Linked DNA regions of Homo sapiens: regions 2 and 3 are each linked to region 1. A link is an interaction called in ENCODE POLR2A ChIA-PET data of the cell type or tissue named here. Cell type or tissue: CD4-positive, alpha-beta T cell. All regions are shown on one strand.

Region 1 (4,000 bases):
GGCTTTGATTTTTTAAAATAACTTAAGACTACTCACATTCTGACACTTAATTATTTTCTTTCTTTTGAACAACAAAGCTTGATGACCTCACACAAGATCTGACTGTATCCCAGCTCAGTGATGTTGCGGATTATCTGGAAGATGTTGCATAGACACGAAGAAGGAAGTATTCTAATTAACAAGGACAGAGGACTGACCGGTTCCATTTTTTTTTTTTCCAGACAATCACTCAGCTGGAATGTCTGCTCTCTATTGGTGCCTTGCATTTCAAAAACACTGCAGATATTTTTTAAAAGTAATTTTCATTTTACTAAACAAAATACTTCCTATTTGAGCCCATGTGTGGAAGATTTAATATTCTTAATTTAACTGTACATTTCTTTATGGAAATTGATTATCTACACTCAGTTTCATTACAGGGAAGGAACCCATGAAAACATCAGTGTTAAGAGCATGATGAAAGGTGTCAATAAAGCCGTAGGATCGCGCAACCCTTTGTGTGTGTGGCTGCTGGTACGTGTGATCTTTGAAAACCTTGGCTTTAGCCCTCTGGAATCAGAGCTTACCCACCATAGTATATTTTGATATTAGGTGGTTCTACACATAGTTGGCAAAATGACTTGGTAAATTTGTAATGCTGAAGTATATTAGTATAAGTTAAATTTGATGTGTCAACTTTATTTTGTATTTCCTTCCATTTGGAAGGTTTGTTAGACCATTAAGGTTATATTAAAGTACTCTTGTGTGTGCTATTTAGTTTTGCTTGTTTTAAAGAAATCTAGAAGTGGTTATGAGTTTTAATTCATAGAATTGTCAATAACATAACATTTGCAATCGTCATTCCTCCTGTTATCCATGTAAGCAGCTTTAGTCGTAGGTTCTCTTCATTATAATTTATTATCTGTAAAGATTCCTTGAAACTTAAATGCATCTGAAACCATTAAGCAGTGCTTTTATTTCAGATCTGTAAGTTAATTGTATTAAAATCCAAATTGGAATGAAATAGTAGTAATGGCCTAAGACCATGTTCAGTTTGACAAGCTTTATATACTGTACATAATTTCATTGTAACCCTTAAAAATAGAGCCAATAATAGAATTTCCACAGTCTCATTTATACGGTTAAAGCATTATTGCTATTATGTAGGTCACGGATGTTTATAATACTAAAGTATTTTAAAATGTGCAAGTAGAAAAAACAGTAGAAAGTGATGCATGCATATTTATATATAAGTAAAGCAGGATTGTGCTGTTTTTGCACTTTATAATTTCAATTAAGTTGCGGCTTTTTACTACAAGTTAACTTTATTAGTAAAAGGAGCAAATTAGACCTAATTCATTGATCTCGGTTAAGTGAGCAGACTGCATGACTTGTGTAATGCCAGTTTCTCATTTCATATTAGCCTAAATATTACAGAAATTACTCCTTGGGCTCTAAAATGTAGAGGAAATGAAAATGTAAGGATTAAGGCTGTGTAACAGAATCTGGCTTTTTAAAATTTAAGTGAAACTAAGCTGTAAACATCAAGAGGAAGTAGGACATAAACTGGGCCGGTACAGCCTGGGAGCCCTGTGTATTTCTGCCCTCCGTCTGTGAGCTGCTATCTCAGTCTCCTTCAGCTCTTCATGTCTTAGTAAACAGCACCACGTGCAGATGTAATCTTGTTGCAGTCCCCCAGTGTGGTTGTTATAAAATGCATTTCTTTGTAAGTCATCTCTGTAAACAGTCACTTTCTAAAAGCACTATAGTTCTGGTCCCCTGGAATCTGGATCACATGTATGATTTATTTTTAATATTTGATAGGAACTAGGTTTCAGTGAAATGATTTGAAAGCATAGCAGGATGTGGCTTTTTAAATTTATGAAACTTTCGAACAGTAGCAACTGAAATTTGTCACTTTTCTGTTACGCAGAGAATCAGACCTTTTGATAATATTTGGGAGGGTAAAAGAAATATGCCAAATATGAAACTTTTTTGTCAGCACTACATACATCTTTTTTTTGCGGGGGGCGGGGGGGACAGAGTCTCACTGTGTCACTCAGACTGGAGTACAGTGATGCGATCTCGGCTCACTGCAACCTCCGCCTCCTGGGTTCAAGCGATTCTCCTGCTTCAGCCTCCTGAGTAGCTGGGATTACAGGTGCACACCACCACGCCCGGCTAATTTTTGTATTTTTAGTAGAGATGGGGTTTCACCATGTTGGTCAGGCTGGTCTTGAACTCCTGACCTCGTTCCTGCCTTAGCCTCCTAAAGTGCCGGGATTACAGGCGTGAACCACCGCACCTGGCCAGTACTACATCCATTTTATTGAATGATTTTGAATGACTTAAAGTTCAACTATGAAAAAGCTTTCTTTTCACATGTACTTTTTGATTAGGTATTATCAACTTATGAAACTTGAAGATGTGAAGTGACAGGTTTTGCATGTGATGAGTGTTTTCTGTTAAAAAATAAATATTGAAATATTAACCCATTAAATACATTTTTATGGTAACCTATGTTTTACAGTGGAGTTTTAAAAATGCTAGGTCTTTCTTTCATTTTATTGATAACTACAAATGAATAAAAAGCATTTATTCTCTTTGTTGATATTCGGTTGTGCTTTTATACTTTATGTTGGATAACAACCTGTGGGCAGTTGTGTAGATGCCATTAGTCCCTGCCTCATGCTTGCCCACAGCTCTTCCTCCCCTCCTTACTTCCCTCTCCTGCCCATGCACCAGAGCTGTGCCAGCCCACTGCTGCACAGCCTCTGCACCTGAGCTTGCCAAAGCCCTTCCTGTCTCAAGGTGTGATATTTGCCCCTCCTTGTCTGGAATGTCCTTCCCCTAGAACTGCATGAAGCTGGTTTATTTCAGTCTCATGTTCAAAGACGCTTCCAGACCTAAGGGAGATGTCCATTCTCCTCCCTGTCCCTGCCCCACCACTTGCATTTACCCCTTTTATTTTATTCATCTCAGCATACTCTGAAATGGTCTTGCTTATTTTGTGTGTGTGTGTGTGTGTGTGTGTTTAACTATGAGCTCGTGAGAACAGGGATTTTCTTTTAAACTGCTGTGTACCTGGCACAACATTTGTCCCCTAGTATGAGCTTGGCATCTTTGGGGCTGTAAACAGGCTTGAGCACTGACATGGGGCCTGGAGAATGTGGTTTCTGGCTAGGCAGCTGGAACAATCTACAAAATCTGAGGGGAAAGCTGTCCTTACCCTAAACCTGGGGAGGTCCCTAGGTTCAAGTCTGCAGGAAGGGGATCTGGTTCAGGAGAAGGCCGTCCTGTGAATTTGCCCCACCCACCAAGCTCAGCTGGAGCAGGGCCTCTGAAGGAGGTGCCCTCTGTGTGGCTCTGCTGTGGTGTTGGTTCATGAAGGACATGGGAGGGGGGCAGGACAGGAGAGGCAGCTCTTCCTGGAGAAAAACACACCCAGCCCAAGTTGGAGCCCTCCTGTGGCATTGGGTGGGGAGGATTCCCGCCATCAGTTCTCTGTCCATGGGTGCTAGTCTCACCCCTGCCCTCCGAGCAGTCCGTGCTCCCAGTGTCCCTGTCCTCTTTTTTTTTTTTTTTTTTTTTTGAGGTGGAGTTTTGTTCTTGTTGCCCAGGCTGGAGTGCCATGGGGCGACCTCGGCTCACTGCAACCCCTGCCTTCTGGGTTCAAGTGATTCTCCTGCCTCAGCCTCCCAAGTAGCTGAGATTACAGGTGCCTGCCACCATGCCCAGCTAATTTTTATAATTTTTTTGTAGAGACGGGATTTCACCATGTTGGCCAGGCTGGTCTCAAACTCCTGACCTCAGGTGATCCACCCGCCTCAGCCTCCCAAAGTGCTGGGAATACAGGTGTGAGTCACGGTGCCCGGCCTAGTCTTCCTGCTCTAGGAAGGGACGTGTTTGGGGAGGAAATCCAGGGCAGCTACCTTTGTGAGTTGTCCTAATGCTGCGTTCAGAGTTCCACACGTTCAACAAGCATCTGACATTTAAGGAAAGTGAATGTATGTCATGAAAG
Region 2 (4,000 bases), 310 kb after region 1:
GAGACAGAGTGAGAGTCTGTGAAAAAAGAAAAAAAAAAAAAAGGCTGTGACTTGACCTGCATGGAGTTCAGAGAAAAGGCAGGAGAAAAAACATGTTCCGGGGAATTTAGACACGAGACTGGAATGAACACTTTGTTCATTGCCTGTTTTCACGCATTTATACATTTATACGTTCTCAACTCTGTTCCAGGAAAGATTTAAAGGACGCAAGTAAGAACGCAAGCCCGTCAAGGCTGCTCCGATTTTAAATGTCAGTTCAGCTCCTACTTTATGGGGTTTGGCAAATAGAGTTAAGGGCCTTTTCCTCAAATGCTCAAACATTCCAATGAGACTAAATCAAGCAACTGGAATCGCTTGAAAACCAGAGACCAGATTCCATTCTCCCTCCGTTTTTTTGAAATCTTCACTTCTTTATCACTAGCTGGGTTTCGATGACTCTTCAGGTGTAAAGGTCAACCTCACAGAAATGGGAAAACCTGTGTTGTTAGGAAGGATGGTTTTATGTGAGCATTTGAAGTTTTAGGGCAAGAATGGCCTCGGGCCATCTGTCAGGAGAAGCTGCCACATCTGGCAGTATCTCTCCTAGGGTGAAACGTGCGCAGATTAAATTGAAGTAATAACGAGCTCACGTGGAGTCTGAGACGAGACAGGAAATTTGTATGCACGGCATGTGCCTTCGGTGCCCGGGCTATGGAGGAAAGAACACAGACAGTCTTCCTGAGGTGGGGCAGACAAAACCGGTGAAAGTGAAGGAGAATTAAGGCGCTACACGGTGGTCATTCAAAAAGCCTCAGAATTCCCCTCCTAAGAAGATGGAACAGGCGTGCGTTTTCCTCCGTCCCGCAGGTGCAACCGGAAACCTCGGGCAGTGCCCATCAGACAAACGCAGGAAGACGAGAGGCGGAGAGAGGAAGCCCGGGGGAGCCGGGGGACCCTGAGAACGACAGGGTGGGGCGTTCCTGGGTTTTTTTTTTTTTGACTCTTCCACCCCAAACTGGGTGCTCACAAGGACGCGGAGGAAGACAGCCACCGCTGCTGTCTCCAGCCAGAGCACTGGGAGAGGCGCGGCTCCAGGAAACATTTCAAGGACCCTGGGAAATGGGTGGAGATCTCCGAATCTAAAAAACCTTCAGGAGACTGGAAGTGTTTTGAAGTTGAGGGTTGTGGTTCTTTCTCATTTGGTTTCAAAACAGGATCCCCATTTCCCTTAATGTAGGATTCGAAGGCATAAGCAGAAGAGGAAAGGGGTGTCAAGGTCAGAGCCGCCTAGAAGCAGAAGCGCAGGCCAGCGAGATGCTCTTCAGAGTGACTTCGCTGTGGGCTGCGGCAGGCAACAGAAGGAACTCAGCATCCACTGGCCACGATCCCCTCCCCGGAGCGGAGGACAGAGCCCAGTTTCTTCAGGCGGTGGCTCCAGCCAGCTCTGCCCCACAGGGAAGGAGCGCGCAGCTGCCACACACCGCAGGCAGCGCTGACAGACTCGGCCTTCCGGGAGCGCAGGCGGGTGGGGGGCGCCGCCCTTGTCGCTGTCCGGAGCCCCGCAGGCCCGTGGCCCCCTGCCTGGTTCTCCCGCCTCTGCAAGCCTAGCCTTCAGGACTCCGCCTCGCCCCCCTCTTTTCTGTTCGGAGACTCACGGGGCCGTCTGTCTGGACCACGTGTGCACATTTCTGACCACGATTCCTCCGCACACCAGCTACAGGCACCGCAGCGCTGGGGACGGCACAGCTGAACTGTGCTGGCAGCGAAGGGGCCTCACGGGGACGGCTCAGCTCCCTGAGGGCGCAACCCACCTGGTCCGGGGGCGGGGGGGGGGGTGAGGAATAAACTTCCGCGGTTTTCAGTGACCCAGTTTGTTGCATGGCACATGTTGGAAAGGTGAATCTGACCGCGTTGACCGCGTTACTTCAGAGATGCGCTGTGAGCTGCTTTGTGCCGCGAAATGACCTGTTTACCCGACAGCGCCCTCTGCAGCCCAGCGCCGGAACGGGCTTTTTCATGATGTTCCTGCGTTGTGTTTACAGCCTCCCTGCGAGGGGTTCGCACGCACAGGCGGACCTCGTTTTGTTGCGCCTTGCTCTATTGTGCCTCGCAGATACTGCACTTGTTTTTACAAATTGGAAGTTTGTGGTAACTCCGTTGGGGCACATCTGTGGGTCCCGTTTTCAAACAGCTTGTGCTCACTTCATATCTCTGTTTCACATTTTGGTAATTCTTGTAATATTTCGAATTTTTTCATTATCATTATATCTGTCATGGTGATCTGTACTTAGTGATCTTCGATTTTACTCTGTAATTGTTTTGGGGAACCAACAACTGCACCCACGTAAGACAGAAAACGTAATAAATGTCACGTGTGTTCCACATGCTCCACTGACCAGCTGCCCCCATCTCTCTCCCTCCCCTCAGGCCTCCCTATTCCCATTACACTATTAATAACCTACAACGGCCTCTAAGTGTTCAAGTAAAAGGAAGAGACACACATCTCTCACTTTAAATCGAAAGCTAGAGATGATTAAGCTTAGTGGGGAAAGCCTGTTCAAAGTTAAGATAGACTGAAAGCAAGGCCTTTTGCACCCAGGAGTTAGCTCAGTTGTGAATGCAAAGAAAAACCTCTTAAAGGAAATTAAAAGTGCTGCTTCAGTGAACACATGAATGACGAGAAAGTGAAACAGCTTTATTGCTGATATGGATCCCTCAAGCCAAAGCCTAATCCAGAGCAAGGCCTCAACTCTCTTCAGTTCCGCAAAGACTGAGAGGAGTGAGAAAGCTGTAGAAGAAAAGTTTGAATGTAGCAGAGGTTGGTTCATGAGGTTTAAGGAAATAAACCATGTCCATAACATAAAAGTGCAACATGAAGCAACAAGTGCTGATGGAGAAGCTGCAGCAAGTTATCCAGAGACCTAGCTAAGGTAAGTGATGGAGGTGGCCACACCAAACCACAGATTGTCAGTGTAGATGAAACAGCCTTCTGTTGGAAGAAGATGCCATCTAGGACTTTCATAGCTAGAGAGGAGAAGTCAATGCCTATCTTCAAACTTCCAAGGACAGGATGTCTCTTGCTAAGAGCTAATGCAGCTGGTGACTTAAACTTGCGGCCAATCTCATTTACTATTCCGAAAATCCTAGGGCCCTTAAGAATTTTGCTAAATCAGGAGGCCGAGGTGGGTGGATCACCAGAAGTCAGGAGTTTGAGACCAGCCTGACCAACATGGAGAAACCCCGTCTCTACTAAAAAAAAAAAAAATACAAAAAATTTGCCAAGCATGGTGGTGGGTGCCTGTAATACCAGCTACTCTGGAGGCTGAGAAAGGAGAATTGCTTGAATCCGGGAGGCGGAGGTTGCGGTGAGCCAAGATCATGCCATCATACTCCAGCCTGGACAACAAGAGTCAAACTCTGTCTCAAAAAAAAAAAAAAAAAAAAAAAAAAAAAAAAGAATTATGCTAAATCTACTCTGTCTTGGCTCTATAAGTAGAATAACAAAGCCGGATGGGAGCACATCTGTTTACAGAGTGGTTTACTGAATATTTTGAGGCCACTGTTGAGATCTACTGCTCAGAAAAAAAGACTATTTTCAAATTATTACTGTTCATTGACAATGCACCCAAGGGCTCTGATGGAGATGTGCAAGGAGAGGAATGTTGCTTTCATGCCTGCTAACACCACATCCATTCTGCAGCCCATGGATCAAGGAGTAATTTCAACTTTCAAGTCTTGTTACTTAAGAAATACATCTCAAAAGGCTATAGCTGCCATAGATAGTGATTCCTCAGATGGATCTGGGCAAAGTCAATTAAAAACCATCTAGAAAGGATTCACCATTCTAGATGCCATTAACAACATTCATGATTCACGGGAGGAGAACCAATATCAACATTAACAGGAGTTTAGAAGAAGTTGATTTCATTCCTCATGAATGATTTTGAGGGGTTCAAGCCTTCACTGCAGAAAGTAACTGTAGATGAGGTGGAAATAACAAAAGAACTAGAATTAGAAGTGG
Region 3 (4,000 bases), 57 kb after region 1:
ATTGTTTTCAGCTCAGAATTCCAACCACATGAGATAATATGGAACCTTGAGCACTATCTGTAGCATCTGTTGTCCATCACAGATCTTAGAATTCAGCAGGTTTGATAATCATCTTTCCCTTTTGCATGCAACTCATTGATTTAAAATAATTCTGACCAGCACAAGGCCAATGGCACGATCATGTAGCATTTCATTAATCAATTCTTTTCACACCAAAAATATCACTTCCCATTCCTGGTGGTACAAAGTGACTCAATCAGCAAGGAATCTACCTAAGCAGCAGGGTCATTCGGCCTACATTTGCCATTTTATCTCAGGGGATTTTATTTATTTATTTTCTGCTTTTTTTGAGACAGAGTTTCACTCTTGTCACTCGGGCTGGAGTGCAATGGTGCGATCTTGGCTCACTGCAACCTCCGCCTCCTGGGTTCAAACGATTCTCCTGCCTCAGTCTCCCGAGAAGCTGGGATTACAGGTGGCTGCCACTGCACCTGGCTAATTTTTGTATTTTTAGTAGAGAGGGGGTTTTGCCATGGTGGCCAGGCTGGTCTTGAACTCCTGACCTCAGGTGATCTGCCCACCTCGACCTCCCAAAGTACTGGGATTACAGGCATGAGCCATCGCGCCCGGCCTCTCAGGAGATTTTAAAGGAATCTGCGAGATGCTTTGCTGAAGTCCAGATCTGCGGGAGGTGGAGCTGCCCGAGCCCAGCGCTCAAGGCCCAGCCAGAACCGAACCAAGGCTGGCTGGGGCCGATGCACGCGAAGTGCTTGTCCCGTTTACTTCTAAATGCCCACAGGGTGTTCATTAGACAGCGTGGCCTGAAGTGTTTCCTGATGTCGAGTCATGGCCGCCTGGGTTTCTTCACAGCTTTCCTTTTGGAGCTCAGGGCGGCTGTCGTCTTGGGCTCCAAGGGTGCCTTTCCGCCTTCTCGGGTCCTTCCGGGTGCTGGAGCCGGCGCTCCGACACAGGGAGATGTCTTCATCAAGGGGATTCCACAGAGCCACTCCCAGCCTAATACCAGATATAAAAAGCTACGTTCATGGATGCAAGCTCAGTTTTCTACTTAAAAAGTGAAGAGATTCCGCTTGCAAGTTTGATTCAGTTCAATACCTTCCCTGATACCTCCTGTTTTACTTTTCTCATATATAATTCTTCCGCCTATACACAGGAAATGCAACAATTTTTTTCCACCAAGCCTCTTCTAGGTGCCCAGACCACCCCCGCTAACCCCAGTGTGCCCTGCACAAACGTGGGGTCCTGTGGATGCCCGGAGGTCATAATCGGGGAGCCCTGCTCTCTCTCCCGCACCTGGTTCCCTGGCCTCAGGCTGAGTCACACAGTCCCTCAGGCCTGGAGTGCTCTCTGACTCTCACCTGTGTGGCAAACGCCTCTGCATCCTTCAGCGCTCCACCCTGGACCTTACTCCTGCTGCGCTGCTCCTCAAGGCCCGGGAAAGCTTCCCAGGACCGATCTGGGTGTGGATGTGTGGGGCACGTTATTCTAACAATTTGAAGTAAGTTTCTTATGATGGAAGTGCCCCTGTCCCCAGGTCAAAGTACCTGCTTTCTAAAGCCCAAGTCTAACATCCTTATTCCAGTCTCCAGGCACGAACCTCGCCGAGACACCTCCACACTGCTCCCCATACCTCCCTGCAGTTTTCCTCCCTGGGTTCCTCCATGGACACGCTTCACTCTGCAGGGAACCTCCTAGCTCCCCTCCCTGCTGCCCCATGTCAGGCACCCTTGGGGATAAAAAGCATCTGCTGTGGGTGCATGAAGAGCATCTGCTGTGGGTGCATCTCCTGGCACGTCTGTCTTCCGTAGCTCCTCTTAGAACTCCAGCCATGGGTGTCGATTCTGTTCAACCCACAGTCCTCACATCCTGGGAACCCCCTTGTGGTTGCATTATCTTTAATCTTTTGTGATTATGTCAGTCAACACTGAGTTGCCTTTTACACAATGGGAGCAAGAGGAAGAAGGAGGAAGAGGAGGAGGCCAAGCTGCAGGGAAGAAGGATATGGAGAGGAGGGGGCAGCAGTTACTCCCACCCTTGGTTGATGACAACCAACACGTTTAGGGCTTGTTGAGTTAAAACCACAATCCCCCAGGAGGTGAATAGAGAAACTTGCGAGAAAAAGAGAGACAAAGGCATTTGTGAACAGGAAAAGCAGGCTTTGTTTTCAGGCTGCTTGGAGAAAGTACTTAAGTAATGACTTTTACTGGGAATAACTAGAATAACTGGTCATGGATAAAAGTCCCTTCTCTTGCTTTTATGTGTCCAAGAAAGTATCCCAGAAACCAAAGGTCATGGTCCCAGGAGGCATCTCAATTCTAGGGAATAAATGCTGAATGGGAGTCTGGACTGGGGGAAGATTTAAGTATCCAAGTCCAACGGGACGAGTGGAAACTGAGCACCACCTGATAGGACCAATGGCGAGAGCTCAGCGCCACTTCTGTGCGATTTCTGTCAGAAATGTTGGTCCCGTGTCTGGTCATAAGGAAACACGAAACAAACCCAAATTGAGGAACATCATATACGCTGCCATTGTCCCACATCCCAAGGTTATGGTTCCCGGGAAAGAGGAAACGGACTTATTTTGAAGGGGACTAAAGAGAATCTGAGAAACAAACACAACGTGTGATTCTAGATTGAATGCTTTTGCTAGGGAGGATGTTAATGGGGCCTGAATCTCTGCCTGCATCTCTGATTAGATGGTGGATGTGTGTTGTGGGCTGCGCAAGGTTGGAGATAACCAGGTCTACTCACGTTTGCGTCATTTTACAATGTCACACTTTTACTGATGGTATTTTACTCATAAAGCCATATGCTACATGGAGTTCCCAAGCAGGCAATTCTTAGTGCTTCCATTCACTCAGTTGTCAGGGCCACCGGCACACAGGCTCAAGCCACAAGCCATTCAATACTGCGAACTGTACATCAGAGTATACTTAACCAATACATAGATGTTATAGATTAAACACTCTACAATAAACAAAGTGACATTTAACGTCAAGAGAAAGAGGATAGGAAAAAGGGCTAACAGGCCAGTCCAGGTAGAGTGATGTGGACAAAAAGAATGTCCTGGCCTGGCCCGGGCGGTCGTCAGCATCAGCGTCATGCAAGAAGGAATCTTTGATGTGGGCAGAGCCTTTGGTGACAGATGCTGGGTGCTTATCATGAGTGATGGCAAGATGGTGTCTGTTGAAATGGCCATTTCCAGCTAGTGAAGCACTGCTCTCTTTATGTTCTTTATGGCCACAGAGTCCTCTGGTGAAGACTGATAGTGGAAGAGTGTGCCTGGGAATGTCCTTATCTGGTGCAGTCTTTATTGATGAGGCAAACTTCTGGTTCCTGTGATGAGGTGCCTTTTGAAGTATAAGATGGAGTGTTTTTCTAAGATGGAGTTACTTACGTCAAGGGTGCGCTATGCAATTCGTCAGGGCTGTTGTGCTGGTATCAATTCTTCTTGCCTCAGCAAATCGATGAATCCTCGCCATTATTGTTCTGCGGCAGGCAGGCCTATGCAAACCTACCCCCAAAGTCCCAGGAAGCCGAGAGGTCAAAGAAAGAGGCTGACAAATTTGGTTTCTGAGGAAGAGACATTTAATAGGGACTTACAAACAGAACCCATGGTCTTGGGCAGCCAGGAAACAAGATGGTGGCCCCCTGGGCTATGACCCCCAGGTCCAGGGCTTCTACAGCATAGGGAAGGAATGTGTAGGACAATTGAAGTAGATCCCCAGGGAAAGGCAAGAGTGCTATGTGAACCTGCCCAAAGGCAGGGGTTATTGTCAAAGTTGTGTTGACCTAAGGGCAGGATTTATGGCAAGCATAAGATCTTACCCAGGGAACAGTAAATAAAATAGAAATCTTAGAGGCCTTCCTGGAACAGGGGTTAATTAGAAGTCAACATGGAAGATTAGCGTCCAAGCTGGAGCTGCTTCAGCCTCCCCAACCGCGCTCTTCGGATAGTAAAAGGCAAACTGGCCACCAATAG

The links. ChIA-PET counts read pairs that join two places held together with the same protein. Peaks named below come from ENCODE experiments on the same cell type or tissue, not always from the same donor. Only the 100,000 strongest peaks of a DNase experiment are listed, where the experiment ranks them.
Region 2: POLR2A ChIA-PET joins it to region 1 with 6 read pairs; 1 of 35 experiments calls an interaction of 5 or more read pairs at or near these places.
Region 3: POLR2A ChIA-PET joins it to region 1 with 6 read pairs; 12 of 35 experiments call an interaction of 5 or more read pairs at or near these places.

What each region holds. Positions count from the first base shown.
Region 1 is chr6:167,039,827-167,043,826 of GRCh38, forward strand. It overlaps CEP43 (centrosomal protein 43), which reads left to right. Exons shown (of 13, transcript NM_007045.4): 13 at 78-4,000. The coding sequence ends at 152. Among named protein-coding and RNA genes, the nearest start is that of CEP43, 42 kb to the left of the region's middle. In CD4-positive, alpha-beta T cell, no CTCF peak of the experiment used is centred here; a DNase peak (open chromatin) is centred at 1,615; H3K27ac peaks cover 2,305 bases.
Region 2 is chr6:167,349,593-167,353,592 of GRCh38, forward strand. No RefSeq gene overlaps it. Among named protein-coding and RNA genes, the nearest start is that of TTLL2, 27 kb to the left of the region's middle. RefSeq lists enhancers at 1,387-2,065, 1,889-2,183 and a silencer at 1,407-1,676. In CD4-positive, alpha-beta T cell, CTCF peaks have their summits at 1,974 (motif pointing left) and 2,173; DNase peaks (open chromatin) are centred at 739 and 1,919; H3K4me3 peaks cover 1,692 bases; H3K27me3 peaks cover 255 bases.
Region 3 is chr6:167,097,158-167,101,157 of GRCh38, forward strand. No RefSeq gene overlaps it. Among named protein-coding and RNA genes, the nearest start is that of CCR6, 24 kb to the right of the region's middle. In CD4-positive, alpha-beta T cell, no CTCF peak of the experiment used is centred here; a DNase peak (open chromatin) is centred at 1,864.